2 separate regions of the Homo sapiens genome follow, and region 2 is linked to region 1. A link is a loop called in an ENCODE intact Hi-C map of the cell type or tissue named here. Cell type or tissue: body of pancreas. All regions are shown on one strand. Each heading gives the region's core, and the rest is flanking DNA. Links, peaks and the distances in the headings are about the cores only.

Region 1 (2,815 bases), core at 53-2,552:
AGCGCTCCATCTCTGCTCGCCCACTCCATTTCTCCACAGCACAGACCACCAGGTAATGAACGGTGTGTTTAGTTATTTATTGTGTTCAGTATCCGTCTCTCTCCACCTTAATGCTAACCACAAAGACAGGGTTTTTTGCCTGTCTTTTTCCTGCTGATATCCCCAGCACCACGGACAGGGGCTGGCACAGTGCAGGTGCACAGTAAAAATGTCTCGGAGAAGACAAAGGCAGGAAGGCAGGAAGGATGCAAATTGGAGGGAGTCTCCAGGAACAAGGCCAGCTACAGCGAGTTCAGAGCCCATTTTACAGAAAGGGAAACTGAGTCTCAGGTCAAGAGGCGAGGCCAACACTGCCCAGAATTCCCAATTTCTTGAGAAAAAACAGAAACCTGTATAGTAATATTGACAGCTCCCAATTTTTAAATGTCGGCAACTAATAAGAAAAGTCTGCAGGCCAGATATGGCCCAGAGGCAGCCAGCAGCCCTCCACCAGCCTGGAAAAGTTATGATTCGCTGCTGCTTAGAGACAAGTTTTCTAGCAAAATAACATTTTCCATCTACACCATGCCTCCCCCTTCCCTTCCCTTGCCCAACCTAGAGACTCGCAAAAAACAGGTTCCCCTCCCACCCGGCCCTCCCACCTCTGCCATCTCTCTGCCCAGGTGCCCCCCAACCCCACTGACCTGGCCCCCTCTGCTCGCCAGGAATGCTAGCAGCCTGCAGCAGCAGATGGCACAACTACAGAAAGGAAAAATACCAAGCCAAAGACATAAATACGTCGGCAGAGTACACAACACGGAGAGGACCCAGCAAACAAAGAGCCGCAGACTCCGGGAGCCAGGAGATGAGGTGCTGCCAGCCCCACTTCCAGAGTTCCAAAAACAAAGCCAAGACCCCTTGGAAGGCCCGGGGGAGTCACCCCAGGAGTGCCGGCTGCAGCCACGGCAGTATTTTCATGTGTCCATTTGCTGTGATGTGTTGAGAGCCCCGGCAGGAGGCATTCAGGACACAAAGCAGACATCTGAGGCATGATTTACTGAGTCACCCCTCCCGGGCACTGCATCCCGGACTCGGAGGCGTGGCCACAATGAGTAAGACCCCCCCACCAACGGGTTAATTCAGACCAGGCTCGGAGCACCGAGCAACTCTATCACCCTCAGTAATAAAATACAGCAAATCAAATTGGACTGTATTGATTTTTTATGTAACTATTTTAGGGCCGAAGCATAAGGAGAGGGTATTGATCAGTTAAGAGTCAGGTGTCAGGAAAGGGAGACAGGAGCACCCTGGCTGCAGAACCAGCTGATTTTGCCAAGGGAAGGCACTGGAATTCAACTCCAAAGAACCCAGGCTTCTTTCTCTCCTGCCCCCAGCCGGCAGAGAATGGGCATTGAGAGTCCATTCTGCCCTGAATGGGAAGATGGAAAGCCACACAGCTGGTGGAGCAGGAAAGCGATGACCAGCTCCTCTGAGCTCCTCTGCTTCATTTCTCTCCCCATGGCACTTGACATTGAAGTTCAGATTTCTTTGTCCACTGCTTCACTGTTGTCTTGCTCTGCAAGAATGACAGAGTGTGGGATTTGTCTCTTTTGTTCCCTGCTGTGTCCCAAGTGCTTAGCCCCGATTTATACCTCTGTTCAATGAATGAATGAATGAGCTGGTTGCCATTTCTTGAGCACTTGCTGTGTGCCAGGCACTCTGCAAAGAACCGTGCAAGGATTCACATGCCTTCTGCCTGGAACCCCCTTCTCTCAGTTGGCTCTTTCTGGTCATTAAGGTCTCAAATTAGAAAACTGCCACCTCCTCTAAGAAGTCTTCCTGGATCGCACAGTCACTCTTCATCATATCGCCTTGCATTGACCATGAAAAACACAAATTAATGTCTGGGATTTTCCTGTGGGTGTATTTATGAGCTTCTTATTTGTCTCCTCATCATCACCCAACCTGCCCTAGAACACAAGCCCTGGAGATCACAGGCACCCAGGCCTGAGGGCAGGGAAATTGAGGCAAAACTCCAGGACAAGAAGGCACCATCAGGGCAGAAGTCATGAGCTCTGGGGAGGAGACCCTACCTTGCCATTCATGGATTGACTTATCTTGAGTCAGTCCCTAGGTTCCTCTGAGCCTCAGTGTCCCCATCTGAGGACACATCCTACCCCTCACTCAACAGTTGCCCAAGAATCCCATGAAATCCTGAAGTGAGAAACCACTTGGCAGACGGCTGATGGTTCATGATTCTTCTCTTTGCAGCTGTGATGGTTGCATGTGTCCCCAGTCAGCCCTTCCTTTCTTGCCTCCTTTCCTGTCCTGGGACTCGTGCCCTGTGCTAACAGCCTCAGGGCTGTTAGGCTGTTGTTGTTAGCACAACAATGGCATCAGCACGCCGTTGTTGTTTACAAACCTCTTTCTTGCTGAACCACCCAGCCTTGTAATGAGAACAGCCAGGGAGAATTTCGGCGCCCATTTTACAGATGGGAAAACTGAGTCTCACAGAGGCCAAGGGGCTAAACCAGTATTCCAAGATCTCCCAATTTATTGAGCAAAGACAGAAACTGGATTGTGACACTGACATCTCTGAATTTGTAAATCCTGGTGACTAACAAGAGAAGTTTGCAGCCATCCGCCTTCCAGGGGCCTTCCACATCTGCTGTTTCCACAAACGCCAAGTCCCTCCTGCCGAAGCAGGCCGGGGCTCCCGAATGAGGAGGTGGACTTTAGAAGGGACAGGTTTCAGCCAGGCATGGTGGCTCAACACCTATAATCCCAGCACTTTGAGAGGCCAAGGCAAGAGAATGTCTTCAGCCCGGGAGTCTGA
Region 2 (2,815 bases), core at 174-2,673, 190 kb before region 1:
AAGAGAATGCTGTGACTAGTTCTATGAGCCATAAGCAAGTGCCGGGGTTGGCACTTTCTGCTGCATATTCACCATCCTGGCCTAGAGTATTTCCTGGACAGACTGTTGACCAACACACAATGCTCCAACTAGAGTGATCAGCTCAAATTATGGCCCAGGTTGAAGGAAGCTGGCAATTAAACCATACGGGACAACAGGTTTTTGTTTTGTTTTGTTTTTCTTTTTCTTTTAAGATGGAGTTTCACTCTTGTTGCCCAGGCTGGAGTGCAATGGTGGGATCTTGGCTCACTGCAACCTCTGCCTCCTGGGTTCAAGCAATTCTCCTGCCTCAGCCTCCCAAGTAGCTGGGATTACAGACGTGCACCACCACGCCCAGCTACTTTTGTGTATTTTTAGTAGAGATAGGGTTTCACTATGTCAGTCAGGCTGGTCTTGAACTCCCCACCTCAAGTGATCCACTCACCTTGGCCTCCTAAAGTGCCGGGATTATAGGAGTGAGCCACAGCACCCGGGCGACAATAGGTTTTTATGTTTCCAAAATGCCTCTGGAAAAGGAGATTTAACAACCTCCCCCACAACCAAATCCTGTGTTATGCAGCCCTCCATGCCTCGTGTATAATTATCATCTGTGCCACACTACCAGCCTTTCAGAACCCAAACATCAAACCCATAGACAGAAGAGCAGATTGTAGAGAAGACTCCTCCTTTCTAGTCAAAGACTCTGATCATTCCACAACAGTACTGACCCCCGAAGACTTTTCCTTCTTTTGAATTCCCTTAGTATTCACTCTCTGTTCATCTCAGTATCCAGAATTCTTTACATTGCCTTTTGCTGTTAGTTAAGGATGGATGGATGGATGGATAACGGATAAATTAATAAACAGGAGGATGGAAGATGGAGACAGATGTTTATCCATCTCAGTAACAAGCTTCTTAAAATTCACCACCATTTCTTATTTTAAACCTCCAATATCCTACTTGGAGCCTGGTACAGCAGCTCAATAAATGACTACCAACAAGGTAGGTGGTATTTACAAACTGGGGTTGCACATCTCAAAAGCTGTTTCCAATGCTGTTCCCATAAAAGGTATCCACAATAGCTTTTCAACCTACAGAAGGAGGGAAGACTTTGTTGGCTACAGACCTGTGACATGTGAAGTGGGGCTTCTGGTCTATGTAGGGACACACAAAAGACCAAGAAGACCAAGCTCCAGTTGGCACTGCCTTGATTCACCTTCCTGCAAGGGCAAAGTCTGTCCACTGCACACAGATAAGAGACCCAACTATTCTTTCATTAATAAACAACCAGAGGACAAACAACTCAACCCATTTGAGTTACTGTGTTCAAGGGTCCAGTATTTCTAGCTGTGCTTGTGGACTAAGCTACAGTGCTATTGACAGGGACTTGGAAAATAAAAGCAAAAAACTCTTACCCCTTTTTTCAGAAGAGAGACTTCCTATGCAATGGATCACAAATCTACCCACCCCCCCACCATCTCCCCGCCCCACCCCCAGAAAAAAGCAGAGGCAAATACTTTTAAGATAGAAGACTTCTTTCTGTCTGGGTCAATCAAGATCATGGATAATGCTGCCGGGGATCTTCAGAACCACTTTTCTTAGACAACATCTCCCCTGTACCTCAGTGTCCTTAACTGTGTGTCATCACTTCAAAAACAGCCTTTAGAGACTAACTATGAGTACCACACACCCAGAGGAATACAAAGTAAAGAAGCTCTGGGTTTTAGAGAGTGTGAGATTTATTTCTAACATAGCTGACAGGTCCTTGTGCAACATTAGCCAGATCATCACACTTCTTTGTGAGACATCAAAACAGCAGGCTGCATGCATTTGGTGAACTGTTCTTATCTTTGCATACCAGGAAACTCAATCAGATTTCACTGGATCCAGGAAAAACCTTTCTATTCCTCCTAAAAGCCAAAATTATTTGCATCTCAGAGTCTTTGCACTTGCTCTTCCCTCTCTAGCTCCCCACGGCTCTTTGGATATGCCTGTCTTACTTTATTCAGCCTGCTCACTCCTTGTCTTGCCTCCATGGGCATTTTAAACTGTAACAAACGAACAAGTAGAGAAGAAAAAATGCAACAAACCCAGTGAAAAAGCAAAAAATGCAAATGCAAAAAGAATCTACTAATTTGCTCATGTGTGATAGGTATTTTTCATTAGCTGGCATTGCTACAAAATCACAGTATGCCACTCCCTAATTCATAAAACACCAATGGTGCCAATGTGGACCCACATCTAGACCATAGTCATACGTAACCAGGCACTTTTTCTCCTTGAAAGCCATCTGACCTTACTTCCCTCCCACCATGCGTCCATCTAGACTCTTGCTGCATTCAAAATCAACAAATGGCTGGGCACAGTGTTTCATGCCTGTAATTCTAGCACTTTGGAAGACCGAGGCAGGCAGATCACTTGAGCCCAAGAGTTCAAGACCAGACTGGCTGACATGGTGAAACCCCATCTCTATAAAAAATACAAAAACAAGCCAGGAGTGGTGGTGAGCACCTGTAGTCCCAGCTACTTGGGAGGCTGGGAGAATCACCTGAGCCCGGGAGGCAGAGGTTGCAGTGAGCCTTGATCTTGCCACTGCACTCCAACCTGGGCAACAGAGTGAGATCCTGTCTCAAAACAAACAAACAAACAAACAAGCAAACAAGCACTTCATTACTTGTTTAATTCACAAAAAATGGCCACCATAAACACCAAAATACCAAGGATTTCTGTGTCTCTCCTACTAGAATATAAGTCTCATTAGATCAGAGAACTATCTAGTCAGTGCAAAAGCAATGGC

Evidence for each region. Hi-C counts contacts between places; a loop is a spot of excess contacts. Peaks named below come from ENCODE experiments on the same cell type or tissue, not always from the same donor. Only the 100,000 strongest peaks of a DNase experiment are listed, where the experiment ranks them.
Region 2: a loop joins it to region 1, with 5 times the contacts of the local background. A loop is called at or near these places in 2 of 110 quality-filtered maps.

The regions. Positions count from the first base shown.
Region 1 is chr12:125,192,561-125,195,375 of GRCh38, reverse strand. All of the region lies in intron 1 of TMEM132B (transmembrane protein 132B), which reads right to left. Among named protein-coding and RNA genes, the nearest start is that of TMEM132B, 7.6 kb to the right of the region's middle. RefSeq lists an enhancer at 930-1,461. In body of pancreas, for the core only: a CTCF peak has its summit at 1,350 (motif pointing left); no DNase peak of the experiment used is centred there; H3K27me3 peaks cover 461 bases.
Region 2 is chr12:125,385,845-125,388,659 of GRCh38, reverse strand. The region is part of intron 2 of TMEM132B (transmembrane protein 132B); the gene reads right to left. Among named protein-coding and RNA genes, the nearest start is that of TMEM132B, 200 kb to the right of the region's middle. In body of pancreas, for the core only: no CTCF peak of the experiment used is centred there; no DNase peak of the experiment used is centred there.